Linked DNA regions of Mus musculus: region 2 is linked to region 1. A link is a loop called in an ENCODE intact Hi-C map of the cell type or tissue named here. Cell type or tissue: left cerebral cortex. All regions are shown on one strand. Each heading gives the region's core, and the rest is flanking DNA. Links, peaks and the distances in the headings are about the cores only. Region 1 holds the start of Mapk8 (mitogen-activated protein kinase 8). Region 2 overlaps Mapk8 (mitogen-activated protein kinase 8).

Region 1 (16,627 bases), core at 5,383-13,382:
GTGCTCACATTTGTGTAAAACATACAAGTCCTTCAAGTTATAAGTGCCAAGAATAGCAATCTAAACATATAATAAGTTTTTAAAAAATTAAAGAATAAAGTGGCCACAAATTTGAAACTCACTTATTTTTAGAAACTCCAGAAACAGATCAAACTTTGCCACATGCTGTTTTAGAAATCAGAAGTTTCTGGGGTTTGAGGGATAACTTGGTGAGCATGGTTTCCAACACTCGTGTGTGGCTGTTCATAATTGTCTACGACTCTAGCCCCAGGATAATCTGATGCTTCAGGCTCTTGAGAGCACCTCCATTCAGATACACTCATCCACACATAGACACATGCACAGGCATAATTAAAAAAATAAGAAACAAATCTTTAAAGAAACCATACATTTACAAAAGTCTACTCACCTAGAATTCTCCCTGGTGGGTACCAAGATAGACAGACTTAGTGGTTTCCATGGCTACACAAATCACTGTAGAAACCTCCTAGACAACCTCATCTCAATGGTTCAACAGTATACCCCGATGGCTCAAAACCCTGAAGACTATTTTAGCCGTCTCTGTCATACAATAAATCCTTGTATCTTTGCTTGTCTTATTGACTATAATGCCTGGCAAAGACCACCCAGTGATGGGGAGGCTTAGTTTGGTTCCTAGTTCCAGAGGCTACAGCCCATCCTGGCAGGGAAGGGCCCAGCAGCAGTAGGAGGAGGTCCCATCACATCTCACAGTCGGGGCAGAACGCAATGGATGCTTGAGCTCAGTTTGCTTCCTCCTTTTTACTCAGTCTGGGACCACAGCCCATGGAATGATACCACCTGTATTTAGGGAAGGCCTGTCCAATTCAGTTAACCTAATGTAAGCCATCCCTTTCAGATTTACTCAGAGATTTGTTTCCCTGGTGATTCTAAATCCCATCTACTTGACATTCAGGATTAACCATCGCAACTCCCAAATACTAAAACTCTGCCCAAAGGAGCTTCCAAATTGACAGCCTGTCACGTAAACTGCACAAGAGGCCAGGTGGCTCAACAGAACTGACACAGCTTAAGCAAAGCTAGTCCTCGGGACCCCAAACAGAAAAGGAAGGCAAAGCCTGAGTTGTACCAGTAGGGGAGAGACTTACAAGAATCAGACTTTCTCAGGAGTCCAAAGCACAGTCTAGACATAGACTCTATGCTTCCCAGAATAGAGGTGAAAAGGTAGAGATGATGACTAGAACAGGATGAAGAAAAGTCCCTGGAATGACATGATCTCAGAGCCTCCATGAACCCATGCAGGGTCAATTTGTTATGAGTGAGCTACACACTCAAAAAAAAGGAAAAAAAGTTATCAGGGCAGTTAGTATCTGAGCCTGGGTCCTAACAAGCCCAGACAAGCTAAGCTTAGCAGCTCATGCCCAATACACTAATTAAACAGACAAGCAATTGTGCAAAGCAGAAATGGGAGATTTATTCAATATGGCCACATTGGGAAGAGGAACAAAGGTTCAGTGAGCCCCTTCCCACTGGCATGAGGTTTAGGTTGAAATAGAAAGCAAGAGGTAAATGTAACTAAGCAGTGTTGGCCAATCAAGGTCTGGTCCTGCTCATCACTTGTCCCATCACCCATCCTTGTCTGGCTCCAATCTTCCTTGTAAAAATGGCCTGACATGTACTCAGAACTGTGTGAAATCTTCCCTGGGGGACAAGTTTCTCCTCTGACTAGCACCAGCCTTCAGTCTATTCCTTTCCCAGCATGTGATTCTTGGGGACATTCCAGTCCTGGGGACTAACTGTCTCAATAGTCTGATTGCCACAGGGAGGAACACAGGGTTTCTTTTTGGATTATCTCTGTTCCTGCCAGGATGTTACAGCATCACCAGAAACTGTCCTCTCCCTATCCATCATCATGGACCGTCTGTCTTTTAAGTATCCACTGCAGTGTAGAATGCCTTGGGTTCTGTATGGAACACTCACCTGCTCCAGTGTAGCTGTCACTTATTAAAGAGAGTCGCACTTGAAAGGCTCATAACTCTTCTTTTTGCCTTTTCCCATATCCTTAAACCTTAATCTCTTCTAACCACTTCTCAGACATACAAGCTATGGAGCAGGGAAGGCTGGCCAGTGATGTCAACCTTTTTCCTAGAATAAATTCTGTATGCTTTTTAGTAAGAAAGACAAAGAAAGCCAGGCGATGGTGGCACACGCCTTTAATCCCAGCACTTGGGAGGCAGAGGCAGGTGGATTTCTGAGTTTGAGGCCAGCCTGGTCTACAGAGTGAGTTCCAGGACAGCCAGGCCTACACAGAGAAACCCTGTCTCGTAAAAAAACAAAACAAAACAAAACAAAACAACCAAAAAAAAAAAACAAAAACAAAAAAAGAGAAATACATAACTGAGTATCATTCATCTTGGTTATCCTACTGTATTAGAGAACAATTTGTCTTCTCACCTCTGCTCTCCTGAAGGCTCTGTGTCTTTTCATTAGCATCAGAGGGCCTCCGGGATCATCTCTGAGTTGGGGAGGTGAGGCAAATCCTGTTCTATTACAGGGCCCTGGCAATGAGACAGTAGGCACATGTATCATACCTGCTTGCTGAGGGCCTCAAAATCCTGCCTCCCACAGACAAGGGTTCTTTAACTGGGTGTTAGAAGCTCCTGTCACTTACTGGCACCATAAAGAACAGTTTCAAAACCAACCTCTAATTGAGGTACTTTTGGCAAAAGCTAGAAATTCATAGGCATCCTTCTGCCAAGGGTTATTGATAGAATGCATGCTTGCCCATCTGGTAGGAATTGCAGTTTGGCATCTCAAGGATAAGGAGAGATTTGCCAATGGAACAGACAGGGGAAGCCATAACAGTGGGTCTTCCCTAAAGTCATCCGAAGGAAAAGGCCAGGAAGAGGGTAGAGTGGTAATTTTATGGGGGAGGGGGGAGAGTGTTCTGCCCCACTCTATCCCATATAGCTCCTGAGTAAGCAACACAGAAACATCAGACTTTATTAACAAACTGCTGGCACTGTGCAGGACAGGTTCTGAGCTTTTCCAACCCCCACCGTTAGGATATTAATAATAAGGTAAATGCCCTGTCACCTGCCATCTGAGTCTGGTTCTGCTCCATGTCTGTCCTCAGCTTCTCTTGGCCATGTGCTCATGGTCCATCCTGACTCATGGCGACCTCCTTCTTCCCTCTCCTCTGTCCTCCTCTTGGTCTCTACTTGAGATCCACTCACTCTCTCTGAAGTCCTGCCTTCCTCTGTCCCCTGCCCAGACACAAGCTCTAGCCTTTTATTCACCAATCAGAGATTACTGGGGAGCATTCTTGACAGCACAATGCCCACTTTCAGACTGCAGCCTGATCTTGGGGTGCAGAACTCAGCATCTGAATACACAGTGCACAAGACCAACCCCAACAAAAGGGTGCTGTCTTTGCCACCACAGGGGATCTATACATGTCCTGCAGTACCTTTGACCTATGAACTATAAGTAGAAACATACTCTGGAAGAGAAGAAAGTTTTTAGTAAGAATTGTAGAGGGAGAAGAGGCCCACCTTGAGAGATCAAGAAAAGCATTCTGTGATAAGAGGTTTGTTTGTTTGTTTTTTGTCAAGATGTCAGTACAATCATGCTCTCCACTGCTGAAGACATACCAGGGCCTTCCCATTACACCTGTAATAAAAACACCTCCAACACAGGATTTTGTTTTTATCAGTCTTCTCATTTTGCAATGTCTTCTTTGGTGTCCCAATAGAGCTGGCCTGTCTTCAGTTTTCCCAGTCTACCCCGTTCTGGAACTCCTTGTTCGCACATCAAGTTAACTCGGACATAATCCCTGGTCAAACCTGTTCTCAAATTAGGAGGCAGCTCCTTAGAGAAGGCTTTCCTGGCCTTATTAATACATTGGTTCCTTTCATAGTTGGATGTGTCCTTAATTTGCATTTTAGTGTCGATTTGATTTGGTGTATAGTTTATTATCTTGATACCACAAGAATTCTCTATAAGTTCTACTTATTGCTAGTGCTAGTACACTGCCTTTAAGAGAATAGGCAAGCAATAAAATATTTACTGGAGAAATAAGAAATTAAAATTAAAAAATTGCTGAGAGATAAAATGGGGGGAGAATAAATGAATGAGTGCTCACATTTGCTTCATGATAGCATCCCTGGAGAAAGACCATTTTAACATGTAATGGGAACAGTCTACCTGAATTTACTCAATACATATTTGTATATTTTGGAAATCACAGTATACTACACAGGTGTAAGAGAGACTGCCCTTTATTTCCTACTGTCAAAGCAATTGTCATACTTTTTTTCCAAGTTTAATATACTGTGCATGTAATATATTTTATATAAACGTAGAATCATTCTATATGTATGTGTTGCTTCTTTCTCTTAGTGATATTCTCCGTTGTTGGCGAGAATGCCTTTGAACTCTTTAAAGTGCTAAATATATTTTGCCTCATGAATGATAGTGATTTAAATACCTTTCCATCCATTGTCGAGGCTCGTCAGTTTATCCGTGAATAGTTAATATTTGCGAGAGCCGCAAGGACTTGCAGGTAAATCAGGTAAGGCAAAAAATCTGGAGCAGGAGGGTTTGGGGGGTAAAAGGAGGTAACTTCTTCCAGGGAGCTAGAGAACATCTACTCCTTGGTGGGTGGTAGGCCCTTGAAGAGTATCTGTCAAACCAGGACTCTCCGTGGTTCAGGTGTGTGCCCTGGCACGCGTGCCTGACCTTCAAACACTAACCCCTCCTCCCCGCGAGGCTAGCAACCATGCAGGCTTAAGCTATGACTGGTGTTTCGCCGCCACGCGCCGCCACGTGCCATCGCAGACCCGCCCCCTGCTGCTCCCGGCCCCGCCCCTCACACGCGGCCGCCCAGACGCTGCTCGCGGCCCCGCCCTCAGGGGAAAACCTCCGCTACTGCAGCCCGCCCCCCAGTGTAGCCACGCCCAAGTCGCGGGGCCACGCCCTCGTAATCCGGGCCCCCGGGGCTGGCCCGCCCCTAGGCCGCTCGCCGGCGCGGAGGCGGGGCCCTGCGCGATGACGTGGGCGGGCGTGCGCGTTGACGGCCCGCGTCTCTGTTAGTCAGCGGAGCGGCCGAGGCCGGACGTTGCGGCCGAAACGCGGAGCCGCGAACAGGATTGAGTAGCGGCCGCGGCCACCGCAGGACGGCGCCGTTCTCCGCTACGGGCTTCCAGGTCGCCGTTGGCTGCACTGCCGGGTGAGTGCGCGGGCGCCGCGGCTCGGGCGGCCGCCGCTTTTCCCCGGCCGTGACCCCCTCCCGGGAACGCGCGCGGGGCGGGGGCGGCGCGGGAACAATAGCGCGGGCGGCGGGGGCAGCGGGGGGCGTGGTCCACTCCGCGCGACCTGGCTTCACCGCTCCGGCCGGCTTCCACGTCGCGCGGGGGGAAATGGAGCGGGTGGGCGGCAAGTTCGGAGGTGCTCCCGCGGAGGTCGGGCCGACGCGACCGTGCATACGTCTCCCGCACCCACGGGGAGCGTGTTTTGACTGTGGGCGGTTTCTTTGTGCGGACGTGAGTGCCGCGACGCCGAGAAGAGCCGGGTGGCCGCGAGCGCGCCGGCCTGCGGGCCGCGCCTTGAGAGGGGCGCCTGCCGCTGACCTTTTGACTTTCCCCCGCCGCTGTCCCTTTGTCTTGCGCTTGGGTTCCTAGTCCAGACAAGGTAGAACCAAGTCCATTGTAAAGTACCGTAAGGAACGCATTACATTGTTATTCCCGAAAGTTTCCCATCCCACCGGGAATTTAATATCATGTTGACTGCACAGTGTCCGGTAGTTTCTATTTTTACTTCTGAAATTAAGTGATCTTTTCAGTAGAATTCTGGTCTGCCGGTCTATTGTGTTTTGAGATCAGCTTCCACCAAGTACCTGGTCAGTTAGAACATGTTTATTTCATTCATTCATTTGGCAACAGTTAGTGCTGTATCCAGGTGGAGAAGATGTGAAGGCCAAGAGAAAGACCCTTAAAAATTAGGGTAGTATGGAACAGAATAGATGTGCCTTTAAATGAGACGATTATGTAAGGGATGTATGTTAAGTAAGGTATTTGGCTCATTTGACTGGAACTTCCAAGGATAGTGTTAGGAAGAATATCCAGGTTTGGCTTAAATATACTACCTTTATTCTTAAATCCCACCCCCCCCTTGTCAATTTTCGTATCATTGGTAATGGTTACTTCAGTTCTCTTATTGAGGCTGTTAAACTTGGAAGGTTTACTTCTGTGTCTGACGAAGTAATCAAAATGGTACTTAGAGGCCTATTTTGCATCATTTCCCCATCACCAAGCATGGAAGTCATACTCATTGGGTTGATTGAAAGACTTTTATAGACAAAAATTTAAAATAAAGCCTTAAATTCTCCACGAAGTTTCAGATGTGTCACATACCACTCTCAGTTGGCTAGATCATAAATTAATAGAGGATGTTACCTGTTAAAGACCACCAAAGGGTTTGGAATCACTTTTTCACTTCTAGGTTAACTATTCCTGATTTTTTTCTATATAGTTAATAAAATAGAGGATTATGGCTTGTGTGTATAGTCATAAAAAGTTGAGTAGCCATACTTAAAAGTCAGAGATGCTCCAAACTCTCCAAATGAAACACTTACAGTGTCTTGTAGATAAAGGGGATTTACTTGGTACTCTGTCATCAAAGTTGAGAACTTTGTCCACTTCTAGTATTTTAGGTAAGAGCTTTCTCTAGTCATGTATGAATACACCCAGACACAACAGTGATGTTTCATTAAGAATCTAGCATGATTGCATTTATCTCCCTTAAAAAAACTTATGACGGTGGGTGTGCCTGCATGATGTTTTTGTGGGGTGGGGTCACACATGCCACTGTGTGCATGTGAAAGCCTAAGAGCAACTGTGTGGGCTTCATTCTCTTCTTCCACCTTTCTGTGGGGTCTGGACATGGAACTGGGTTCCCCTGCTTCCAGGAACCTTTACCCAGTGAGCCATATTTATCTTTTTGTGACTATTATTTCACAAGGGTTTCGATGATTTAAGTTTGAAAATCAACATGTAAATGTATCTTACAAATATTTCTAGTAGTTCAGCGCTGCTTAATTTCTTTAGAGGTGCTTACTAGAAAGGTTAAATCTTAACTTGTATTTAACCAACTCACAAAGCATATGGGTTTAAAAATCCAAGTTTTGGTGCATTTCCACTATTTGAAAAGTATCTTTTCAGTATGAAAGTAGTTCAGATGAACTTATTTACTGGTAAGATAGGAATGAAAAAAAATAAGAACATGACTTTGTTACTATAAGATATAGATCTTGAGACAGCAAACTTTTATTGCTTTATCTTGTTAAATATATTGGGTTCTGGAAGGGACTCCAGAATTAAGAAATTATTTGAGTGATTCAGACTCTACAAAGGTTCAGTTAGGTTGTTTTCTAAATTCTGTTGTTTAAACAGCTTTTTTTTTTTTGATACTTAATTCACATAAAAGAGTTACCCTTATAGAGTATACTTTTTAGTGGTTTATTTGTTAATTATGCATTCATCACTACTATACTATTCTGGGTCATCATTTTGCACAAAGAACCCCCACCCCTTTTAAAAATAATCTGTCTGGTGTTTGAAAGGAACAGAATATGTTACCTTAGTGAGTTTTATCAGCATGACAGACTAGGAAACTATATGCTTCCTGCTCCTTGTAATCCTGAGAGAAGTTAGCTGGAAAGGGATTAGTGTAAGAGTAAACTGAGGCACAAATGGTGGCGCATGCTGTAATCCCAGGATTTGGGAGTCCAAGGCAAGATGAGTTTGAGACTGTTCTGGGTCCCAAGCTAAAGAATAAATTGTACCAAAATGAATACAGTTAGGATCATAATCCATGACCAGTATTATGGAAATAGGCTGGAGAAGATGCTAGATGGCAGTGAAAGAGTAATTTGTTGTTAATAACTAGCTGTAAACCATCCTAGTGGTATCGAGGGGTTGCTGAATAGGAGCCAGCTTCTTGTTGCTTTGCTTTGCCTGTCACTTGACAAATTTGAGTCATCTCCATACTTGAGATACTTTACCTCAGGTGTAGAAGTATGTCTGACTTAGGAGTCAGTTCTCTAGATGACTGGTCAAGTCAGTGGTATGGATTTCTGACTGATGTAGGACAAGGAAGTCACAACCTGGAGCTTTACACATGAATCACTTGCTCTTTGAATTGTGATGCTTGTTGTCTCAGTCCTGATCACGGCCTAACCATTCAGGAGCTATGCATTCCTACCCTAATGCAGCTCTGGTTCAGGATTCAGAGTTCACTAACAGGTGACAGGAGTACTGACATGAGTCATCCTGCCATTCAGAGCAGTAGGTGTGCCTAAGATAGTCCAGGAACCTCTGCTTCCTTGTAGTTTGTCTTTAGAAGTGTGGCATCTGCTCTGCAAGTTCTTCGTTGGAGTTGTTGAGTGACTGGAAAACTTCAGGCAAGAGAAGTAAGAATCAGAGAAAATTATTAATTTGTTTCTTATCAGACTTATGCAACGGTTTTTGATAAAAGCTAGATTTTTTTTTCTTGGAGTGGCAAATTCTATTTGCTTCAGAGCACCATGCCTTCTGATGACATACTCTTCCAAGACTATGGAAGATGGGAAAATGGGAAATTCATTATTCCAAGAAGCTTATGGGTTTAAGGCATGGTTACATAGTGAATTATGTTCCTTTAAAGGACAGGAAAAGCCTCACCCTACCAAAGCCTGCTGCAGATCTCTGAACACTTTCGGGGTGTGTGTGTGTTGGGGGTGGGGGGCCTTTGAGAAATTTTTTGCCATTTTCTGTATGATGTAAGTTATATCACAAATAGAACAAATAGCCTACATCTCCTGTTACATCTTCAGCAATATCAGATTTGGTTAAAATTTGCCAAGTTTTTAAAAAAGTTTAGGAACCAAAACATAGGAGGTGGCTAGCATGTCTTTAGGATCATCTCTGAGTCCCACTCCATATTCCACATGTAACTAATTTTGTGACATAGCTAGTTCAGGTTATGCAGCATGTCTAAGCCAGCCTTACTAGCCTTTAAACGAGAAGACAATACCATACTCCTATAGTGTCCCGCAGTTTACTTAGGCAGTGCATGAGACTGCTGTGGTTCTTGGTGGTAGATAAACCTTCAGGAAGCTTTAGAGTTTTCAGGAAAAAACATTTTTTTTTTTCTGTTTTAAATGACTTAAAAATGTCAAGTGAATTTTTAATCATTTTGATGCACAGTACATATTCAGATTCTTCAGGATATGCCAGTTGTTTCTGTCTGCATCTCTGGTGGATTTGTTAAAGTATGAAAATCTCAACTAATCTGAATTGCCTGGGATTATTTGTGTTAACATTTGGACTGGTAATCCTCTCTGATTTAAAATTTGGAATCAATCCAAAAACAAATAATTATGTCTGGTCTAATGCCACCACTCCACCCCACAACCTACCCCCCCCCAAGCCATTTCTCACAACACAGTAGTATTCCCTATGCTTTCTTAGGTTTGTTTTGGCAAATATCTGCAAAGTAGGAATGTAGGAGCTGAGAATAATTCTAATCATGTTACACAATCAAAGAAAATGGGACACTGCCTTATCTTTTATGTTTAATCTTATTGAGGCCTTCGACGTGAAGAATGCAAATTTATCAGAGATCTGCTAACTACAGTAGTTCTTTGGAGTTATTAGTGTTCTTTGCAGTTTCTGGGGATATAATAAATGGTATATGGCATTTCTTGTTCCTTCTTGGGGATAGCAATAATGAAGACACTGATGTTATATAAGACAGATTCCCTGAGAACCCATTCTATGCCACTTTAGGTAGTAGGTGGTTTGGAAGCCTGACAGGTACTGAAGTAAAGTCAAATCTCTATTCTATAGTCTCAGTCTAACTTCACAGAGAATAAGGACAAGCATGCAAGCAAGCAGAAGCAAATATGTTGGCCATTTCATTAGGAAATTTCTTTTGCCTATGAGATATTTGGAAATGTTCCAATCTTAACATGGCTTAGCCTACCTTTAAAAAATATTGCTTGCTTTGTAAAGAGCAGAAAGCAAAGTATCTTTCCTAAATTTGGTTATAGTTGAAAGTGTACAGAAGAATCAAAATCACAAAACACAAACCTCACTGAAGTTGTTTCAACAGAGTATTGAAATAAGTTTATGGAAAGTATGAATAGCAGATGATAGAGAAGACATTGCATATACTACAGTCCTCCAACTTGTATTGAGGCTATGAGGTAAAGCTTGATCTGTGCTCAGAGCACTTTTAAGAAATAAGTATTTCTCCAGTACCGAGTAGCTTTCTGATGTGCGGAGGACCCAGCCTGCCAGCCATTAGGTTGCTAAGGACAGCTCCATACATCTGCCTTGCTTGGGAGGGAGCTTTAAAGCAGTGAAGACTTCACATTTCCTGAAGGCTGTTAGTGAGGCAGGAACTCCCTCTTCCTGAACTCATGAGAGGATGGGTCTCTGGCTCAGAAGTTGTTTGAGTCAACTGAAGGCTATAGAGATAGGGAAGAAGCTATTGCTACAAAGACTAGAGAAAGGACCACTTTGCAGTCAAAACAAAACTCAAAGCAGTAAGGCTTTGTTATACTGAGAATTTATTTACATTTCATTTAATTCTGACAGAGAAGTACACCAACTTCAGCATTTCAAAGACTTAAAAAGTGACACAGTTGACCTTCTCACTGTGCCAGCTACCCACTAGGAAACTGTTCCTGTGGATCCTTCCAAAGATAGTTGATTCAAGTACAAGTGAATGTAGATCTCTCTTATTCGAAACTTTGGTCTGGCTATATTTCAGAATTGGGGCTTCTTCTGTAAGATCAATTTCAGAACGATGATAAATGCATCTACCATTTTGTGCAAATCCTGATAGGAGGTATATCTAACCTTTTGACAGTGACAAGACCTTGTTAAGTGTAAGGGCTCACATTTGAGAACTGGATAGTTCCTCAAAAAAACAACACCTTCAGCTGCAGCACCTCCACCACCTCCTCAGAGTTTTAAGAAGGCTTACTGTTTGGTGTTAAGCCACATTACTGACCTCAGCTAAATGTAAGCTCACCGGCCACAGGTTGAACATACCTGCATGTAATCAAACATTAATAAGCATAGGTACTACGATAATTGGCACGAGTAAAGATACATTCTCTTGCCAGTTCTTGTCAGATTTTGCTACCATAGAGGGCACACTTATTTTAAGAAACATTTCACCTTTATTTTCATGGATTTTGGTCTTTCCCAAAGGGGACCATACTGAATACCCACTGTCCCTCTTCCCTTTGTACCTAAGTGTTGTAGAATTGCTGTTCTTTGCAGATTTTTTCCCCTAATAGAGCTTCATTTCATATCACTGTGTAAGTAACATTTTAGGTAGCTTTGTGATATTCCACTGTTCTCTCTTTGGCCTCCTATAATAAAATGCCTTACATAGGGTAGATTAAACAACAGAAGTACGTTTCTCACAATGACCGGTTGGTTTCCTAGGTTAGGGCCCTCTTTTTTTCTCCCTATATTCTCACATGAACAGAGAGTGCTTCAGTCTTTTCCTTTTCTAGGGACATTATTTCACCCTATGAGCTCATCTAACATTAGTACTTCCCAATGGTTGCATCTCCGAACACTGTCATTGTGGAGGTTATGACTTTGCATTTGGGGGCAGGCACAAACATCAAGTGCTTAATTTCATCATGGTGGTGTGCCATTTGCCCAGGTGTGTTGGCACATGCTTTAATTCCAATGCTCTGAGTTTGAAGTCAGCCTAGTCTACACAGTGAATTCTAGGGCTACATCTTGAGACCCTGTCTTTAAAAAAGGAAGGAGAGCTTTTAAAGGTACTTGCTCTTTTTGATATATAGTTAGGTTACTTCTGACCAAGTAGATTATCTTGTGCACACACCACTTGATATTATGCAAAAGGAGGGTATCTTATAGGATAAACTTGTAGAGGTAAAACTAATGGCTCAGAGTGTTTATGCACATGTAGTTTTGATACTTGTAACTAAAATCCAATTTCCATTGGTCCTGCATTGGGTAAGAATTAACTACTTTTTTTTCTTCATTGCCCTTAGGAGTTAGATTAAGAGTCATGGAAGGGCTATTTGTATTTTCTTTCTTAGGAACTGACTTTATCCTTGATTTGGTGTTCATTTTCTTAGATTTGTAAAATTTATTTATTTATTTCCATATGGAAAGAGCTGTAGAGACATCAGTTGTGAGCAAGAATGCCCATGTGAGTGCTGGGAACCAGAAGGGCCTCTTGGAGAGCAGTAAGTGCTCTTAGTTAACTGCTAAGCTATCTCCAGCTCTAGTTTTTTTCTATTTTTTGTTTAAAAATTTCTGCTGTTTTCCTTTTTCTTTCTTTTTAAACTTTTTTTAATGTTTTATTAATTCTTTGTGAATTTCACAGTCCCACTCATCCTGTCCCTTCATATCTACCCTGCAACCTCCCCCCAAAAGAAAACAAAAAATAAAAATAAAACAGCAAAAAAACAAAACAAAACCTTTTTGCTGTGGAAGCTGCCATATAACACTGTGTGTCACACAGTGTGCCCCTTCTGTCCACACATCTTCATTTGCATATGTCCATTGCAGTGAGTCTTTGGTCTGGTTTGAGGCCCCTGTCTTCTAGTACTCTATTAATACTGGATCCTTGCTGGGACTCCTCTCAGATATCCTGTTGTTGTCCTGGGTCATGGAGATCCTGCAGCTTTGGATCTGCAGGACTGACCCCTTACTCACTTCAGCAGTTCAGAGATGGGGTAGATATTAGAATGGGTCAACTCAGAGCCCTGGATCTGGGCCTACATGGAAACTGAATTGGTCAGCCCTCCAGCACTCCTCTGAGTCACTATGGCTAGCTTCCCTGCTTTGCCCAGGCTCTCCCTCTCTCATGACCTAGGGGGCTCATCTTACCTGACTGCATTTCTTTGTTTGTTGACCATCCCACCAGTTCCTGGCCCTTAGAGTTGCTGGGCATGGTAGCAAACACTTTGAATTTCAGCATTTGGGAAGCAGAGGCAGACATGTCTCTGTGAGTTGAAGGCCAACCTGGTCTACAAAGTCAGGACAGCCAATACAGCCTGGGCTTGTTACATAGAGAAACTACATCTTGACACCCACTCACCACCCCAAAGACCCTGAAGTAATTTACTACTGATGTTGAGTAAGCTAGAAAAAAATGAGAACTCAAGGAAAATGGGATTCTAGAGTATTCTGATGATGTAAATAGTTAATACTGACGCAGGCTTACCATGTTTCCAAGTACTATTCTAGTGTTTTTACATTGCTTAAGCATCCCATGATGACCTCAGGCATGCTAACTGATTTTGCAGATGAGGAAACATTTATAGATTACTGGGAAGTTGTTGGTGATGCTGATGAACAGTTTATTTAAACAAGAAGCTAAATTCAAGTTGATTAAATGGTGGAGTTTTGTTGCTGTTTTGCTTTTTGGTGTGTGGGTGTAGACAACCTTTAAAAAAATGAAAATGTGGAGTCCAAAATGTAAGTGAAAATGGCAATGTTTATGGAAGAACATATTTGATTGTCATAGGATTGGTGCTTTCCATAGGATAGGCAAATCAGTTTGTGCTTTTCCAAGGAATCTTGGTGTTTGGAAGGTGAATATTTCTGACTCTGATCTCTGTGGCATTTATTTTTTTCAGAGAAGTAGGGCATTCAGGCAAGCAGAAGAGAATGGAAGTGTAGGGAGTTTGAAGCACTGGTTCATTTAAAGTTTGAAATTTTGAATTTAAATCTATAAAGTTTGAAATTTTGAATTTAAATCTATCAGTCTGGTTTGTGACCTCCTCTAACCCCCAATATCACATTATTTAACTGATTATAAAGAAATACAAGTAAGGCATTAAGATTTATTCAGGGTCAGGCTTTTGCCATGTTTAACACAGTTCTTATGGGAATCAAAATCAGTAGAAGAAATGGCTCAGTGGTTAAAAACACTTGCTGCTCTTGCAGAGGACCCAGATTATATTAACAGGACTCACAAGTGGCTCACACATGTCTTTAACTTCAATTCTAGAAGACCCGACTTGAAGTATGCGCATGGTACACCTACATGTAGACAAAACATTGATACAGATAATAAGTAAATCTAATTAATACTAATTTATTAATTAATATTTTGTGACTGGATTTGTACTATATGACTCCGGCTGGCCTGGAACCATCCTCTTGCTTGTGCCTCCTTCCTGGGCACTATGTTTAAAGGCTAGCACCACCACACTCAGCTAAATAAATCTTTTAAATAAAACAGTAGGAAGTGCAGACAGATGGGTAGATACATAAGACTTCCAAGAATTTCATAGTGTAAGGGCTGGCAGGTTTGCAGTCTTTGTCATAAGTAGGTAGGAGAAGAAAAACCAGTGTTTTTCAACCTTCCTAATGCTGTGACCCTTTAATACAATTCCTCATGTTGTGGTGACCTCAAATCATAACATTATTTTCATTGTTACTTTATAACAAATTTTGCTACTGTTGTTAATTGTAAAGTAAATATCTGTGTTTTCAGATGGTCTTGGGTGACCCCTGTGGAAGAGTAGTTTAATCCTCTAAAGGGGTCATAACCCACAGGTTGAGAATCTCTGTTTTGTGTACTCTTGAGGCAGAATTTCATTTTCAAACAGTTGGAAGCCTGCCCACATTATCAGGAATAATTTCTTGTGCTTAAACTCTTCTGACAATAGATATTAACATTTATAAAGTATTTCCTTAATAGCTCCTAGATTTGTGTTCAGTTGAATATCTTGGTATAACAACATAGCAAGGATAACCCCAAATTGATTATCATACCAGCTTAGTACAAGAGAAGAAACAAGGAAATAGGCTTTTTTAAAAAGATGTGCTGAGAGTAGTAACAGAAAATCATGGACTCTGACATGGATGAGGAGGTTAAGTCAACATGTGCATAGCAGAAGTCATAGTGTAGAGATGCTGAAATTGTCAGTTAGTACTTGGGATGGGGGTGATTTCACTAGTGCAGTGGTTCTCAACATGTGGGTCTCCACCCCTTTGGGGGTTGCATATCAAATATTTACTTACGACTCCTAACTGTAGCAAAATTATAGTTATGAAGTAGCAGTGAAATAATTTTATGGTTGGGGGTCACCACAAAATGAAAAACTGTGTTAAAGGGCTTAATTAAAGAACAGCATTAGGAAGGTTGAGAGTCATTGCACTAGGATACCAGTTACTGGTATTAATAATGCCCAGGATGATCCTAGATGTTGGGTACTGAGATGGGAAAGAGATATAAATTTGTGGAATCAGGAAGATACTAAATTAAAGAGAGTGGGCCTTGGAGTATAACTCAGTGCTAGAAGCTTACCTAGCAAGTACAAAGCCCTGAATTGTGATATGTGTGTGTATATGTAGAAGGGTTAGCCTGGATATGTGCAGTCAGCAAGCCATGATGGGAATAAAGATGTATACTATTGTTGGTGTAAATATTATTTGGAGGTTTCTACCCAACCTTAGATCATTAGTTCACAAATAAAAGACACAAAATTTTATATTTATACTAAGCCTTAAAGCTTAGAGTTGGACTGATATCATCGACCCTCTATGCTATTTTATGTATTTCCTGTCAATAACTTCAAGATAATACTTGCCATGTTCCACCTAAGCACTCCTACTCTTAACAGGCTGGCCCTAATGACCATGCACTCATGATCTGCCTACCCCATGGTGGCTTTTCCTTCTTCCTCCTCTCTCTTTGTGGTCTCTGCCTGAGACCCCAAGCTCGGTGTCTTACTTAGGGTTTCCATTACCATGAAGAGACCATGACCAAGGCAACTTTTTTTGTTTGTTTGTTTGTTTTTGTTTTTTGGGGGGTTTTTTGTTTGTTTGTTTTTTGTTGTTGTTGTTTTTTTTTTTTTTTTTTTTGGAGACAGGGTTTCTCTTTGTAACCCTGGCTGTCCTGGAACTCACTCTGTAGAACAGGCTGGCCTCGAACTCAGAAATTCGTCTGCCTCTGCCTCCCGAGTGCTGGGATTAAAGGCGTGCGCCACCACGCCTGGCCCGCAACTTTTTTTAAATTGGTTATTTTATTTATTTACGTTTCAAATGTTGTCTCCCTTCCCCATCCCCCCTCCATGAATCCCTCTTCTCCTCACATCCTCCCCTTCGCCTCTAAGAGGGTCCTCCTCAACCCATCCATGCAGTCCTACCTCACCCCTCTAGCATCCCTCTTCTCTGGCTCCTTCCACTGAGGCCAGACAAGGCAGTCCTCTGTAACATATATAGCAGGGTCCATGGACCAGCCCATGTATGCTCATTGATTGATAGCTTAGTTTCTGGAATCTCTGAGGGGTCCAGTTAATTGATATTGTTCTTCTTCCTATGAGTTTGCAATCCCCTTCAGCTCCTATTGTCCTTTCCCTAACTCTTCTATAGGAGTCCCCAAGCTCAGTCCAATGGTTGACTGTAAGTATCTGCATCTGTCTCAGGTGGGTTCTGGTAGAACCTCTCAGGACAGCCATGCCAGGCTTATGTCTCTAAGCACAACTTGGCATCAGCAATAGTGTTGAGGTTTGGTGCCTATGCATGGGATGGATCCCAAGTTGGGGCAGTCTCTAGCTGGCCTTTCCTTCAGTCTCTGCTTCATTATTGTCCTT
Region 2 (16,627 bases), core at 3,673-11,672, 54 kb after region 1:
ACATTTGGATTTATAGAGATGCCCACTATCTACAATGTTACTAATCACCAAAGCAAGGGAAGATCTGCAGGAGGTCATGTTCTGGCCCTTCTCCACTCTGTTCCCACTCTACCTACTAGGTCTACTTTTGCTATCTTGCCTGACTAGAGAGAGAGGCTTGGACAATGGGGGGAAGGAGAGGGTGGGTTAGAATGTTGAGTTATTTCTACTCTATCTGCTCAACTCCAAGTAAACTCCAAGTCACTCTTCCTATAAGTAGTTATGACATATGTAGAAAGATAAACATTGATACAGAAAAAAATGAACTTTAGTTAATATTCATAGAGACAAATACTCTTGGCAGTTTATTTCCATACACAGTTTCTTTTAAACTAGAAATGTATTTGCCCCTAATCATTTCAGAACAAAAAGTATTTTGAGTTTTTTTCTAGACTAGACCACCTAGTATAAAGAGGCAGTAATCTCCAGCTGTAGCAACAATCCTGGGAGGACTACTGAGTTTATAGTGGTTATTCTTCAGCATGGGTATTCCTTTGTTTTATATTACCAACATTCTATTTGCAGAATAGAAATGATAACATTTTTATCTTCTGTGGGAATAACGTGTAGTCTTAGTATGCTTAATTTCAAAAGGCCTTAGTGTCTGTTTTCTTTATATATTTTTTTTAATTAGGTATTTTCTTCATTTACATTTCCAGTGCTATCCCAAAAGTCCCCCATACCCTCCCACACACACACTCCCCTACCCACCCACTCCCACTTCTTGGCCCTGGCGTTCCCCTGTACTGAGGCAGATAAAGTTTGCATGACCAATGGGCCTCTCTTTCCACCGATGGCTGACCAGGCCATCTTCTGATACATATGCAGCTAGAGACACGAGCTCCGAGGGGTACTAGTTAGTTCATATTGTTGTTCCACCTATAGGGTTGCAGATCCCTTTAGCTCCTTGGATACTTTCTCTAGCTCCTCCATTAGGGGCCCTGTGATCCATCCAATAGCTGACTGTGAGAATCCACTTCTGTGTTTGCTAGGCCCCGGCATAGTCTCACAAGAGACAGCTATATCTGGGTCCTTACAGCAAAATCTTGCTAGTGTATGCAATGGTGTCAGCGTTTGGAAGCTGATTATGGGATGGATCCCCAGATATGGCAGTCTCTAGATGGCCCATCCTTTCGTCTCAGCTCCAAACTTTGTCTCTGTAACTCCTTCCATGGATGTTTTGTTCCCAATTCTAAGAAGAGGCAAAGTGTCCACACTTTGGTCTTCGTTCTTCTTGAGTTTCATGTGTTTCGCAAATTGTATCTTATATCTTGGGTATTCTTAGGACTACCGGTTAGTGTCTGTTTTCTAAGCCTATCCATGTTACCTTGTCAGAGTAAGTTAGAAACAGCACATAAGCATTCTTGCATGTAGATATTTAAAAAGGGATCTTTGTGTTAAGGGCCTTAGCTTTTGCTGTTAATCTGCTAGTCATCTGTACATGTGAGAGAGTTTGTGCTGTGGATATGAGTGTTCATCAAAGCTAAAAGGCAAGAGCATGATGAATGTGAAGGCCTGGGTATTTATGCCACTGTCTTCGTTTTAATAGGTATTGCACACATTTTCTTCTACCTCGAGCCAGGCAGCAGTTTTTCACAAAGACAGTATTACTATCAGAAGAAAGTAATTTTATGGACTAGTGTCTGTTACATGTGAACGGAAGTTTATAAGCAAATGTTTGTGATATATGTGGGAAGTCAGGAATGGGCAGACTGATAATCACTTTTTGGTTCTTTAGAACTGAGTATCTAGTGTATTGAGACTGATTCCAAACTTTCCTCCCCACAAAAGTGAACATGTATGGCTATCATTGTTCAAGTAACATATACCTGGATCGTGTCAGGATTGTGTAAATATTATCAGAATGCTCCATGGTGGATTTAGAGCGTTTTAAAGTTTATTGTGACTTTAGAATGAGTTTTTTTATTTTTTAATGTTAGTGAGTACACTGTAGCTGTCCTCAGACACACTAAAAGAGGGCATCTGATCCCATTACAGATGGTTATGAGCAACCATGTGGTTGCTGGGAACTGAACTCAGGACCTGTGGAAGAGCAGTCTGCTTGCTCTTAACCACTGAGCCACCTCTCCAGTCCTAAAATGAGATTTTTTAGTGCTATTAATTTAGTATGTAAATGAATGTACATGCTAATTTATGATTCTTACCATAATAGCACTTTTTTGTTTTTGATTGGTATTTTGAGATGGGGTCTTGCTGTGTGTCATCATTTTTGATTGCTGTGGCAAAAAAACTGACCAAAAACAACCTCAGGAAGAAAGGGCTTATTTCATCTTACAGTTTCATGTAACAGTTCATCTCTGAGGAAAGTCAGGCTAGAACCTGGATTAGAACTTGAAGCCGATGCCATGGAGGAGTGCTGTTTACTGGCTTGTTCCTGGGTTATCTTGGCCTGTTTTCTTAGACAGCCAGGACCACCTACCCAGGAATGGCACCATCTATGGGTTAGATCATCCCACATCAATTATTAGTTAAGAAAACAACCCACAGAGTTGTCTACAGGCCATTCTGGTAGAGGAAGTTTCTCAGCTGTTGTTTCCTCTTCTTACATGACTCTAGCTTGTGTCAACTTAACAAAGAACTAAACATACACTGTGTGTATTGAACTTCCAGCCTTTCTGCTTTGTCCTCGACCAGGCTCTCCTCATCTTCATAGAGATAAATAAAAGAAGTAAAACAAAATAGAAAATAAAATTTTAATACATTTTTGTTTTTAAGTAAATAAGCATTAATAATGTACTGGCTTTGTTTATGCAAATGAAATGATCTTAAATCTGACTTGGTGGGTTTGCCTATGGTAAGGAACCTCTGCAGTGGTCCTGCAGACTATGTAACTCAGTTGAGCAAAACAAATCTGTGTGTCTGTCTTAGCAATCATTTTAATGTTTATTTCTTCAAGGACTTAAAGCCTAGTAATATAGTAGTCAAATCAGACTGCACTTTGAAGATTCTTGATTTTGGACTGGCGAGGACTGCAGGAACGAGTTTTATGATGACGCCTTATGTGGTGACTCGCTACTACAGAGCACCAGAGGTCATTCTCGGCATGGGCTACAAGGAGAACGGTCAGCATACACTTTCGCTTTGAAATAGTCTTCTGGTTTTGTTTATCAATCAGTTTTTAAATACTGTAATTGAAATGCATGCATTTAAGTATTCATTACTACTTCAAATGTCTATCCAGGATTTGAACGTTTTGCCGTGAATGTTTGGGAAAGCATGAGAATCTTATCTCAAATGGGAATACCTAGATGAAGAGTTCTAAAACTAGGATTTATGCCCTCTGCTTGTCTGTAATTTAAACATAAATATATATTTCTCAATGATTTAATCTTAGTAATAATTCTAGTATATATTAGTCTTATTTGCTCTCATCTCCAGCACCTTTAGTCAGTGTTAACAGTAGCGCTCACAAGCCGGGTGTGGTGGCACACACTTTTAGTCCCAGCACTCTGGAGGCAGAGGCATATGATTTCTGTGGTCTACAAAGCAGGTTCTAGGACAGCCAGGACTGTTACACAGAGAAACCCTGTCTCAGAAAACAAAACAGAATAATATAAAACAAACAAACAAGCAAAAAATAGTAGCACTCACTATAAACTCTGAGAGCTACATTTTCCAATTCTGGAAAGTTAGTGGGTAACTCAGCCTCGTATGGAAGCACTCGTGTTTGATTAAAGCCTGTGCCCCGTCATAAAGAGATTGCATATAGTATTATCTGTGGATAGGTTGAATCAAACCATAACTTTTTAAGTGTGGCGTGTTTCTAGGATGGAAATTGGAACAGTGGTTCACTTTAAATCAGGAAACTATTAAGTCAATCTTGAACATACATATATACATACTTAAGCACATGTATATGATACCAGTGAAATTGGGGAGATTGCTTAATTTCCTTACCTTTTTTGAGCTAATTTAAAACAAATACTTTACATATCAACTATCGGTTTTTAAACTAAACATGCTTTTCTGTTTCTAAGTCTCAACATAAGGTTTAAAAGTTTTGTTTTGAGAATTGATAGGCAGATTGCTATTGCTTTTGCTGTGAAACTTTTGATTATCACAGAAATTGCACCACATGTTAAGTTCTATAAATATGATCTTGACATTAGAGAAGCTGTCATAAAAATTGACATGTTGTCTGTCCTCTCTTAGATGAGAGTCACTTAGATCTCTCATTGCTTTTCCTGCCTGTTTCCCCAGGAACCAAGTCAAATCTCGTGTTTCCTCACTCATAACTATTAGCCAGCAGGAGGTGGCATATACATATCTTCCTCTCAGACACACACACACAGGGGAGGGGGGTAGAAAGAGAGTTTTCCTGTTTGGTTTTATTGCAGAGTATTTCAGGACAGTTTGGGAAATTTGGGGGGTAATTAATCTATTTTAAACGGCCTGATAGCAAATTAGACCCCTTATAGCAGGTTTTATAATATGGAGGTCTGCCAAGAGACTGTAGATCACAGATCTGTAGGCTCTTTGACACTTTGATATTGTATTCCACCGAAACTAACTTTTAAACCCAAAGTTTAAAAAAAAAAAAAAAAGTAAAAAAGAGATAATGAAAAACACTTGTTTATCAAGGTTTCTTGGTAGATAATGCTGTTCTTTTTCTGTCCATTTGTAGACATGGGTCGAGGTGGATATAAATGTAAAGTGGTGTTGCCAAGAGAATACGTTACTTTTAGTTCAGAATAAACAAAGCCTTTTCAGTTAAATAAGCCTGGGAAACCCAGGTGATAATTTTCTGAAAAAAACATTAGGTTACTATTTTATTAAAATGCAGATATCTTTCTGTTTTTAATATGCTAAATTATTTCTGCTCATGCTTGTTAATTTAACTTAAAGAGAGAGTAAAATGCACAGTTAAACCTCAAAATAGTACATCTTAATTTTATAATTTTATGGCCTTATATACATTTTAAATCTTATTTTTAAATTTTGTTTGGTTCTACTTCATATATTACATGCAAAATCTCAGTTATAGAATGTATGTTTTTTAAATTTATGCAGTATCTGTGCATAGCTCTCACTTTAAAATTAGACATGTAATTAAAATGCCATACTTCATATTTTCTTTTGTGAATCAAAGCTTTTTGAAAAGTATTTTGTGTTTTAAATTATGCCATTATTTGAAATTAAAACCACCTTTTTCTTTTTGTGATGTTCTGCAATTTTTTAGATGATGCAGTCATATTACGCTTCTTTGATTTTAACAATCTTTTGCTTTGCTTTTTCTTCTTTTGTGCTGCAAACATATAGTGGACTTATGGTCTGTGGGGTGCATTATGGGAGAAATGGTTTGCCACAAAATCCTCTTTCCAGGAAGGGACTGTATCCTTGTGCTGCTGCAGCAGATTAATTAGCTAGGTGATGAACTTCCTTCTGTTTGCTCATGAAAAGAAATACATGCTACATTTGTACAGTACAGGTTTTAAAATAGATGTAAAGTTTGTGACTGTTATAGTTCAAAAACTGGTTGAGCTAAGAAGCTTAAGTGTTAGTAGGCTGCATTTGGCAGCAGGACATACAGTCTCTGCTGGTCGTCAGCACATTCACCGTCATTCATTTTTATTTTATATTGCTTTTTATAATTTTAAGTGTATATGGTGTGTGTCTTTTTAGTGTTTATATATTTTTCTTTTTATTTTAACCAAAATCTTTATGTTAATGTCATTGCATTTTGTTTTCAGTTGACATTTGGTCAGTTGGGTGCATCATGGGAGAAATGATCAAAGGTGGTGTTTTGTTCCCAGGTACAGATCGTATCCTTATCTTTGGCCTAAAATGTAGTTTCTAAAGGTCAAAATGGTACTGTGTCAGCCTGGTCAAGTAGAATGTATTTTGTCTCTTCCTGATACAAAGTATTGTTAAATTACTTTTCCAGAGTACCACCTCTTACCTGACTTTCTTCTCCTCGTTTATTGATTTATATGTTAATTTTGAAAAGGTCTCAAGTGTGGTTAATTCATAGGTCCTTGCTTGCTTAGAGTTAATTAACATAAAAAGTTACGGCTTTCACTAAAGTTTCTAACACTTGAGTAAGTCTTTAACTATTGTGAAGGTAGCATGAATTTTGGAATTATCTGTTGCTACTGTTTGTTTTTATGTTTGTTTGTTTGTTTTTTGGTTTGGTTCCCCCATGTCTTTCTGTTATTGTTCTGTGTGCTATGTCTTGTTGTCTCATTACATTAACATAGCATGCTGAGAATGTCAGCAAGTTTTCCTGTGTTGGTAATTAGGTTGGATTCATGCTTTTAGTTCCATCAGTTTTTAGTATTTATGTTAACAGTGATGTGTTGATCAGTGAGTGACACAGAATTGTTTTAGGTGGAATGAGAATATTTACCATGTAACAATAAGAACGTGTGTGGGACAATAGTTATTCTTCAGAGGCTTGGCGTATAAAGACCCGAAAACCCCAGTCTACAGCATACTGAGATACTGGTATCATGTTCATTTATTTCAGAGCTTTACAAACGTTATTAACATAGGCATACCCAAGAATGGCAAAAGAAAATGCTACTATTATTAAAGTTATCATTTTTGTCACAACTGGGTGTTTTCTGTTAGTGTAAAGACCTGAAAAAAGCAGACCAAACTAGAAATATTTCTTACTCTCTAGGAAATACATTTACATTTTTTAAGAGCTGGGAGAAAGTTAAATTTTTAAATATTAAGATTTTATGCAGTTTGCATTTTGATTTTTATGTATAGTAATGATAATTTTTAGTTACAATTTTTATTTTCAATTTGTTTTTTTATGCCTCCATTTTATGGTAAAATTAGTGTTTATATATACCTGCACACACAATAAATAAGATTAACAAAGCTTATTTATTGATCATTTTTATCCACTTATAATCATTGCTTTTTGTAAGGTGGCTTTGAGGTACAAAATATATAATGGCTACTTTCTTCAGGATTTAAAATTTTTCCATTTTCTTATATTTAGTGATGTATATATGATTAAAGTGTTGAATATTTGATACATGGAGTATTTTTCTTAGCTACTTGATAATAGATATTGATCAGTGGAATAAAGTTATTGAACAGCTCGGAACACCTTGTCCTGAATTCATGAAGAAACTACAACCAACAGTAAGGACTTATGTTGAAAACAGGCCTAAATACGCTGGATATAGCTTTGAGAAACTGTTCCCCGATGTGCTTTTCCCAGCTGACTCAGAGCATAACAAACTTAAAGGTAAGTTGTATAATTGTATGCATCTCTTTTGGATATACATGTATAGGAAGAGTTTAGTCATATTCTTAAAGGGTCTAACTCAAAATTATGTCTACTAGTAGAACATGTAAAGGTTTTGTTCTTTTGTCTCTGATTTTTGCATTTTAGCTGGATATGGTGACACTTGCCTTTAGTCTTCATACTTGGGGAGCAGGGTCAGGAAGATTTCTGAGTTCAGGGCCAACCAGGGCTACATAATGAAGGCCCTACTTTATTTTTTATTTTTTTAAGATTTGTTTGTTTGTTTGTTTTTTATTTATTTTATATATGTGATACACTGTCCCTCAGATCCCATTACAGATGGTTGTGAGCCACCATGTGGATGCTGGGAATTGAACTCAGGACCTCTGGAATATCAGTCAGTACTCTTAACCACTGAGCCATCTCTCCAGACCAAGATTTGTTTATTATTATACATAAGAACACTGTTGCTGTCTTCAGACACACCAGAAGAGGGCGTCAGATCTCATTACGGGTGATTGTGAGCCACCATGTGGTTGCTGGGATTTGAACTCAGGACCTTGGGAAGAGCAGTCAGTGAGTGCTCTTAACCACTGAGCCAGCTCCCCAGCCTCGACCCTACTTTAAAAAAGAAAAAAAAAATGTATTTTATAAATCATGTATGTGCCCTGGTTTTATAGAAAAATTATTCTTTAGGTGTGGTGGTTCCCAATGTAATCCTAGCACTTGGAAAGCTGTGTCTGATAGATTGTTAGGAGTTTGAGATAATCTTGAGCTACCTAGTAAGTTCCAGGCTAGCCCAGGGTACATAGCATGACCTGGTCTTTAAAACACAAAACAAAAGAAAAACAAAAAAACAGGGGCTAGAGAGATTATTTGCTGCTCTTGTGGAGGACCTAAGTTCAATTCCTACCCTCCATGTGAGGCAGCTCACAACCACTCCCAAATCCAGCTCCAGAGTGTCCAGTGCCCTCTCTGGCCTCCCTGGGCACCTGCACTCATGTGCACACATACACCTGCCCCTTCCCTCTGTACACACATATACACATAACTGGAAAATGCAATAAATCAAGTGATGGTAAGCACCTTTAATTTCAGCATTTGGGAGGCAGAGAACAGCTCAAGGCTAGCATAGTTACAAAGCAAGGTCCAGGATAGCCAAGGCTACACAGAGAAAACCCTATCTCAAAAGATGAAACAAACAAAACCTGTAATAAATCTTTTTTAGTACTCATAAAAATAAATAACAAAAGCATCTTTTTAAAAGCATAGGATTTGTTTTGTCTTGGTTTAGTTTGGTTTGGTTCAATTTATATAAACCAAGTTCATCTGGAAATTGTTATCCTCTTGTCTCCGCATCCTCCGCTTAGCAATTACAAGCATATGTACCACCACATGCTTGGCAAAGATGAATTTTCTAAAATAAATGTAATCTCAGAATCCTAATGTGCATGGTTGAATAATCTCATGAACTGGTGTATATTAATATCATTATTTTTGCAGCCAGTCAGGCAAGAGATTTGTTATCCAAAATGCTAGTAATAGATGCATCCAAAAGGATCTCCGTAGATGAAGCTCTCCAGCACCCATACATCAACGTCTGGTATGATCCTTCAGAAGCAGAAGCCGTAAGTTACTTTCTCAATGTTTGAAGAGCATACTCCAACCTTAGAGCTGGGACTGAAATACTTTCAGAGAGAACTTGTCATTTTAAGTAAAAATCAGCACAGATCACCGGTGTTGGTGTTTGCCGAGGTTTTCCTAAAGAAAACTTTAGGTTAATGAGCATCTGTCCAAGCCCTCATCATCGTCCAGGAACCTCCACTGTTTCTCACTCTGTTGAACTCACAGTTGATTAGAGGAGCCTAGGATGCCTGTGGGTGCATCCTTAGATAGAAACAATGTTTTGTATTTAAAGCAGAACAGATTTCTGAAATATAGGTAGAATGTGACAATTTTAAAATTTGAGATAAAAGAAAAAAGACAAACAGCTTATTACTTAGAAAGGAATCTTACAGAACTACTCTCCAGAAAGTTAAAGTTAATGATAACTGATTGACCTTTGTCTCATGATTCATTTTTTGCAAGTTGTATGTCTAGCTGATATTTCAAATAATTAATTGTATATATACATCCAGTAAACTATAACAGTTGTTCTGACTTGTGTCTTTCAGCCACCACCAAAGATCCCGGACAAGCAGTTAGATGAGAGGGAGCACACAATAGAGGAGTGGAAAGGTAACACTCACCGGAGTCTCAGACACTGAGGGAGCCTCTGGCTTTCCATAGTGACTTCTTCATGTTACAGAAATTAGTGTTGCTTTCTGTTTTCATAACTTATGTTTAGTAGTAAGGTTTTGTTTATTTGTCTTACAAAAGTAGAAAGTCAGTTTCCTTCCTTAATTTTGAAAATTTGTACCTCAGTTATAGTCACATTAGTGTTTTCTTCCTTGTTCCAGCAGCCATGTTTGGGGTGTCCCATCTACAAGATGACTGGTGCTTGTATTCTCAGTGTACTGTACACACCTGTTTGTTGATGTATCCATATATCTTGAAGATGACAGACCCTATTGGGTCTAACGTCACACTTTAATAGCTGGCAGGTGGTGAGCTATAGGGAAGCTTGTGTCCCAGTCCATATCCAGCTCCCTTGTGAGAAGCACTGAAGGTGGACCTTCACACAGTCTGTTACTGTGGCCATGTGTTTATGTGCACGTACTTCATAGAATTGAGACAGTAGTCCAAAAAGCTTATATGCTGGACCAAATTTTAAATTTTAGTTACTTCCTGATTTTTTATTAAAGAAATTGTAGTTTCTGCTTCTGTCAGCATGATACAAGAGTATTGATCCACAGCCACTCTAACCAGTAGAGTGGCTTAATTTATCATCTTTGAACATCAGATCTAGTTTTTTTCTATTTTATTAATATGGTCATACATAAATATGCTTTTTATTATTTCAGTGTACAGTGTAACAGGTTTCACTATAACATCTTCAGATATGGACATAACCTCTACATTGTTCGTGCCAACCTCCTGTTACTCTCTCATGGCCTCCCTTATTTTCTCTCTGGTCCCTTTTCACCTCCTAACCAGCCCTTGTATGTATTTGTGTCATGTATATTTATATTGTCAAACCCAGGTTCCACATTGGAAAGAAAACATGCAATATTTATCTTTCTGAGTCAAAATTATTTTATTTAACTTGATAATCTCTAGTTCTATCCATTTTTCTGGCAAATGACATAATTTCATTCTACTTTATAGCTGGCTAAAACTAATTTGCATACACATAAACCACTTGTTGTTGTTGTTGTTGTTGTTGTTGTTGTTGTTGTTAGAGACAGGATCTCAAAAAAGCTAGGTCTGCCTGGCTGGCCTGGAACTCCCTATGTAGTGCAGACTAATGCCAAACTTCCCCAGCACTGCGTGCCTCTAGAGTGCTGAGATTAAAGACTGCCACCGTACCCAACCTTACCACATTTTCTCCGTGCTTTTTTTTTTTGTTGATGGCCATCTACACTAATAGTGTATTTACTGCTGTGGATAGTACCACAATAGAAATGGGTGTGCAGATAGCTCTGCTATTGCCTGCCTTAGGTGCCTTTAATGGAATTCTGCTTTTTGGGTTTTTTTGAGGAACCAGTAATTTCTATAGTGACTATTATAATTTACATTTTTACTCTAATATGTATGAAGCTTCCTTTTTTTTCCCCCCACATCTTTACCAGCGTTTGTTACTTTTGGCTTTCTTGATAGATGGTAGCCATTTCCATTGATGTTGGATAGAATCTTGGTACTATTTTTGTGTGTCCCTGATGACATGTGGAATGTTGATATTTTTTTTCATACATTTATTATCCATTTGTATTTTTTTGATAATTTCCTGTTCGGATGAAAAATAAATTTTCTATCTATTGGTTAGGTAGTTGGTTGGTTCTTAGTATTCAGCTTTTTGATAATGCTTTTAAAGTTGTAAGAATATTGAAATAGAAGTATGTGTGTATCCCAGACTAGCATCAAACTTGTGATCTTCCTGCCTCAGTCTCCCAAGTACTAGGATTACAGGTATGTGCCATCCATGCCTGGTCTCCAGCAAAGGATACTATATAAACAAAACAAAACAGAAATACCTTGAACTTCAGGAATTACACAGATGTTTGAGAAGTTCTTTATATTTTTTCACAGAATTACTTTTATGTAATTTTTCAAAGAGTATATGACTCAAAAGTGATAGATAATGATACCAAACAAGTCAGAATCACAAGCAAGAGCATTGTGTCTTTCCGCAGGCAAATCTGTCGTGCAATGGTCTGCTGGGATCCATGAGTCCTAGGAAGGGGTGTTGATGCTGACACCTGCTGTAGGCTACTTGGAAGGATCTGAAGCTGCTGCTTCTTTTCCTTCAGTAAAAATACCCTTCTGTCCCATTCTAATTGTAAATGCTGCTTTGGTTATAAATCTTTCTAATTACAGCCTTGTTGCATTAGGACAGAACCCAGGAAGTAGAAGGAAGGTATTGACCTCAGGTCTCACTTTGACAGAATTAGACAAGGGTCTGTAAGGCAGAGTGCTGTGTGGCTGATACACTCAAGGCAGGGGCTGGTTTCTGACAACAGCTGCCCTTTAACCAGCTGGGACAATTAGAGCAGAGAGCTTAGCTTTCTATCAACATCTATCTGTGGTCGAAGATCAGTGAATTAATTGCTAACACCTATGAGTCTGAAGCTGACACTCAGATCCTCTGCCATTGCTATCATTGCAAGAACCCAGCTTGATGCACCTAACAGATAGAAGCTTTGACTTAAGGACTCATGCCTGAGAGTCACTTTTCCTCTTCTTTTTCAGAACTGATATACAAGGAGGTAATGGATTTGGAGGAACGAACTAAGAATGGAGTCATAAGAGGGCAGCCGTCTCCTTTAGGTTGGTTACAATATAAACCTGGTTGTGATTGTGCCTTGCATCTTGTGTTATAATCTTCAGAGGCCTGGAATCTGCAGTTCTTCCCATGCTCACTCAGTTTGGTAGTTAAATTTGAAAGCCATGACACACTATTGTCTTGATGCATTTGCTGATTTAAAGCCAGTTTTCATTGACACCACAGCCATGTCTTTAAATAAGAAAAAATCCCTTAGAGTTCCTTATTCTTTGCTTTGAAAAGTCTTCAGTTGGAATAGATAAAAACTTCACCACAAAATTTGCTAAATTTGCTATGTGTGCCATCACGTTCTGACGTTCTTTTTAGTACGTTAGTCACACTTGAATACAAGCTTCTGAGGACCTCTTGTCTCTCAGTGTTCTGCTCATCACTGTACAGAAGGGGGACAAGTGCGTCAGCAGAGTCCTGCCTGCTCGGCTTTAGCATCTTGGGGCCCTGAGCACTACACACTGTTTTTGTTCTGTATATGTATTTTTGAGAACTTAAGTTCTTGTACTTCTATTTAGTGAGCTTATGGCTTGAAAGTTGCTCCATCTTGTTGAGATGCTTTAACATGTTCTTCCCTCTGAATGAGGCTTCCCCCTTAAAAGGATTTCTGTCTCTCCATAGGTTTTCCTGGTTTTTGAGCTTTTTCATTTTTTAAATGCATGAAATGCTTGTTCGATACTGCTTTTTCACAGAGAAAAGCATTTTCTCTCTGTTTAGTAAGTTTGTATTTGTTTTTGCCTGGTATTTACCTGGGTCAAAGTATGCCTGAGTTTACCTACTAGGCTGTTTTGGTTACCTGGTAAGTGACACACTCTCTTGTAGACTGGCCACTTGGTTCAGGTCCCTCCTGATCAGATGCTGGTCTTTTTTTTTTTGGTTTTTCGAAACAGGGTTTCTCTGTGTAGCCCTGGCTGTCTTGGAACTCACTTTGTAGACCAGGCTGACCTCGAACTCCACCTGCCTCTGCCTCCCAAGTGCTGGGACTAAAGGTGTGTGCCACCACTGCCCGGCTTTTTTTTTTTTTTTTTTTTTTTAAGATGCTGTTCTTTTGTGTTGGCTTCTACTTTGTAAGATGGACCCAGGAGTATCACTTGAACACTGTGGTTTTTGTGAGACTATCAAAAGTAATTTTCTATACTATTTTAGTTCTCAGGCTGTTTTTAGTTACTTGGATCTTAGAGATCTTCTCTCCAACAAAATGAAGTGTAAGCAGTTTTGTATGTACTCTCAACTCTTTTGGAACACACCCTGAGGCCCATTTATGGATCTTGCTGTAGGGCCATTCTCCATGTTACTTGGATTTTAACTTCTTGTCTTAAACTAAAAATGCATTATGGAAAGGAAAACAAGTATAGGTTTCTAGACATTTTCACAATTCTCCCTTCGTAGTTTGTGTGCATAAGAGAACATTAGTGCTGGGTTCAATACGATTCAGCAACCCGTAAGCCCAGGAGAAGTCTATAGACCCTGAAGGTAGGTAGCACAGGCCAGGCAGCCCGGTCTGCAACTCTCTCTGCAACTGGTTTGCTGTTTTGTTTCTCATAGCACAGGTGCAGCAATGATCAATGGCTCTCAGCATCCATCGTCTTCGCCGTCTGTCAATGACATGTCTTCAATGTCCACAGATCCGACTTTGGCCTCGGATACAGACAGCAGTCTAGAAGCATCAGCTGGACCTCTGGGCTGCTGTAGATGACTACTTGGGCCTTGGGTGGGTGGGAGGGATGGGGAATTGGTTAGTCATTGATAGAACTGCTTTAAAAACAATTCAGTGGTCATATTTTTGAGTGATTTTTCAGAAAATGTAGAATTCATTTTGTAGTAAAGTAGTTTATTTTTTTTAATTTCAAGTGTTGTAATTTAAAACTTAAGTTGTGTTTTTAAACAGCAACAAAACTGTATTGTATTTTTGCTGTAATTAACTGTATAATGTAAACCTAATTATTTTATCATGGTTTAAATTTTGCATATTTGCTTTATCTTATGCTGCTGATTTTTTTACTGAATTTGTAAAATTTTTGTTTATCAAAGCAACTATTATGTGGTGACTTGCATATATCATGAATTATTTAAGATGTTTATAAGTTTTTTATTAGAATTTATTTCAGATGTTTGTTCATGATGCTATCCTTCAGGGTTATGTGCTTATCAATGAAATAACCCCAGAGGAATAAGGGAAAATAACCTGTAGCCAGTTATATTCAGGAATAACTACTGTAAATGATGAACGCATCAAGAAACCTCCAATATTTGCTACTTGCCAATCCCAACTTAGTTAAAACAATTGGTAGGCAACCTTACCTAAATTTTAGCAAACACCTTATCTAATGGCAGAATAACTCAGAGCATGTCTTTAAAGATGCTGGGCACATCCTTCTCCATTTTGAATCTCCTACACCAACCCAAGAAAAACTTAAACTAAGGAATGTGGTATATTCTGATCATCTGTGGCATGCTTAAAGCTTTTGATCACACAAAGTTAAGAGGACACTTCATGAATCTACATTTCCGTGGAGATCAACAGATGCTTCCCCTGTCCTGGCTACGAGCCTGCTTCTGTAGACACTGAGTTAATCTCCTCAGGCTGTAGGTCCTGGCATTGGCCACGAGCCTGGACTTTCCCTGTTGGACAGCTTCTGGCCTCTGGCCTTTCCCAGTTCCTGTTCCTTAGCGGGTCAGTCTGTTGAGCACCAGTTTGTGGTGTTTCTGGCCATTTGATTCTACCTGTAGCATTATCCTGTTTCTACTAGCTGTCAGGAGGTTCCAAAGCCTACTTAAACTTGTGTAGGTGACATTTAAATGAGCAATATGCCGTTCATCTGAAAATAGTAGCACACAGCCATATGTAGGATGTCATTTTCTAAGGACTGTTTCTTCACAGTGAGCAGAGCAGGCATAGTGGTGGTTCTTTCATCTGAGTCTTTGGTTTTTTATATCTGATTTCCAGTATGGACGTTGAGTAGTGTAAGAATGGTGCTGCTCCTGACAAGTGTGTGTTAACTGTTTACATTTTATATCTGCAGAATCCTTTCTCTGTAACTGAATTTTCCTAAGTAAAATGTCATCAAGGTCTCATTATTTCTGAAATGATGTCTATAATGCCCAGGCACCTTTGGTATTATCTGGAACAAGAGGGATTTCATGTAATGAACTGGGAAATGCATACTTCATGAGCTGCAAGGTTGTAGGAAGGAGCCCGGAGCCCCTTGGAGCTCACAATCAGCAGGAGTAAGAGCGGGCACAGCTTGGCAGATTTCTGAAAGGTTGCTTAGCAGGTTCTTTTGTTTTGGTTTTTGGATTTTTCTTCTTTTGGTTGCTTTTTAAAAACATTTAGTGTACAATTACTTTCAAGTAAGCTATTTTAAGTCTTGTTAATGTGCAATACTTAAGATTAAGATATTACCTTTTTAAACATAGCAAGTTTATCAAGATTTCTAGCGTCCCATCTTTTAGTGATTCCTTTTCTATATGTACAACATGGTGCATTTATTTTATTAGACAAGTATGAATTTGAGACTGTTACGCCTCTTGGTTCTAGAAATACAAGGTTGAAGTCAGGATTTTAGCAGAAATTGGAGCATGAGTGTGTTCTTATTTTATATTAGTTTTGCATCTAACTGGTTTTGGTTTTGCCGTGATAAAATGTGTCACTATTGCACTTACCAGCTGATATGCTGTAGTTAGTTTTCTGTGTTTGTGTTTGATTGCTGAGAAGCCATCTTCTTCATTCAGATTTCGGGTAAGTAAGGAATACTAGTTGTTTGATTGTCTCATCTGTTGTAATTGCCAGCTCCCACTTGCCAGCAATCATGTTTCAGTTAAATTTAAAAAAAAAAAAAACAACAAGCTCTCAATGCTTAATGTAAGCTGAAATACCTAACAGAGTATACCTAAAAGCAAGGTCTGTTTGTTAAACATGTGCCCAACACATTAAGATCCACTGTACACACACACACACACACACAAAACACACCACTGTGTTTAAATCTTTTAACATAAATCCTACTGGTACTTTTAGAGTCTTAAAGCATCTTAAGTATTTTTTTAAGAAATTACAAATAACATTTCTGTCTATCAGTACTTATTAAGCCACCCTATAATTTGACTTTTCAATTATATATACTTATGATACCCATTGTCTTACTGTCTAAAAGTTGTTTAGCTGAGAATTAGCATTCCACTTCATGGTTTAGGAAAGAGAGCCTTATTCTTCCTACATGTCTTCCTGGTTACAGGTCTCGTACCCACTAATACATAGTGACCATCTGTAAGATGAGCATGTTGTTGGGATTGCTTTGTTATAGAGCATCTCACTCTTTAATGCTATTTGCTAGTGGTTTTTACTGTGTCATGCCATGCTGCTGATTGCCAAATCTCAGAAGAGTGCACACCAGAAGCAAAGGCCCAGTGTGTTCACACCTGGCTAGTAAGAG

What was found. Peaks named below come from ENCODE experiments on the same cell type or tissue, not always from the same donor. Only the 100,000 strongest peaks of a DNase experiment are listed, where the experiment ranks them.
Region 2: a loop joins it to region 1, with 2.1 times the contacts of the local background. A loop is called at or near these places in 2 of 42 quality-filtered maps.

Annotation. Positions count from the first base shown.
Region 1 is chr14:33,435,597-33,452,223 of GRCm38, reverse strand. It overlaps Mapk8 (mitogen-activated protein kinase 8), which reads left to right and starts at 5,066. Exons shown (of 12, transcript NM_001310454.1): 1 at 5,066-5,209. In left cerebral cortex, for the core only: no CTCF peak of the experiment used is centred there; DNase peaks (open chromatin) are centred at 5,474 and 9,805; H3K4me3 peaks cover 1,165 bases; H3K27ac peaks cover 725 bases.
Region 2 is chr14:33,379,437-33,396,063 of GRCm38, reverse strand. It overlaps Mapk8 (mitogen-activated protein kinase 8), which reads left to right. Exons shown (of 12, transcript NM_001310454.1): 6 at 2,957-3,122; 7 at 5,320-5,391; 8 at 7,082-7,264; 9 at 8,768-8,892; 10 at 9,439-9,502; 11 at 12,113-12,190; 12 at 13,745-16,627. The coding sequence ends at 13,890. Among named protein-coding and RNA genes, the nearest start is that of Mapk8, 59 kb to the left of the region's middle. In left cerebral cortex, for the core only: no CTCF peak of the experiment used is centred there; no DNase peak of the experiment used is centred there.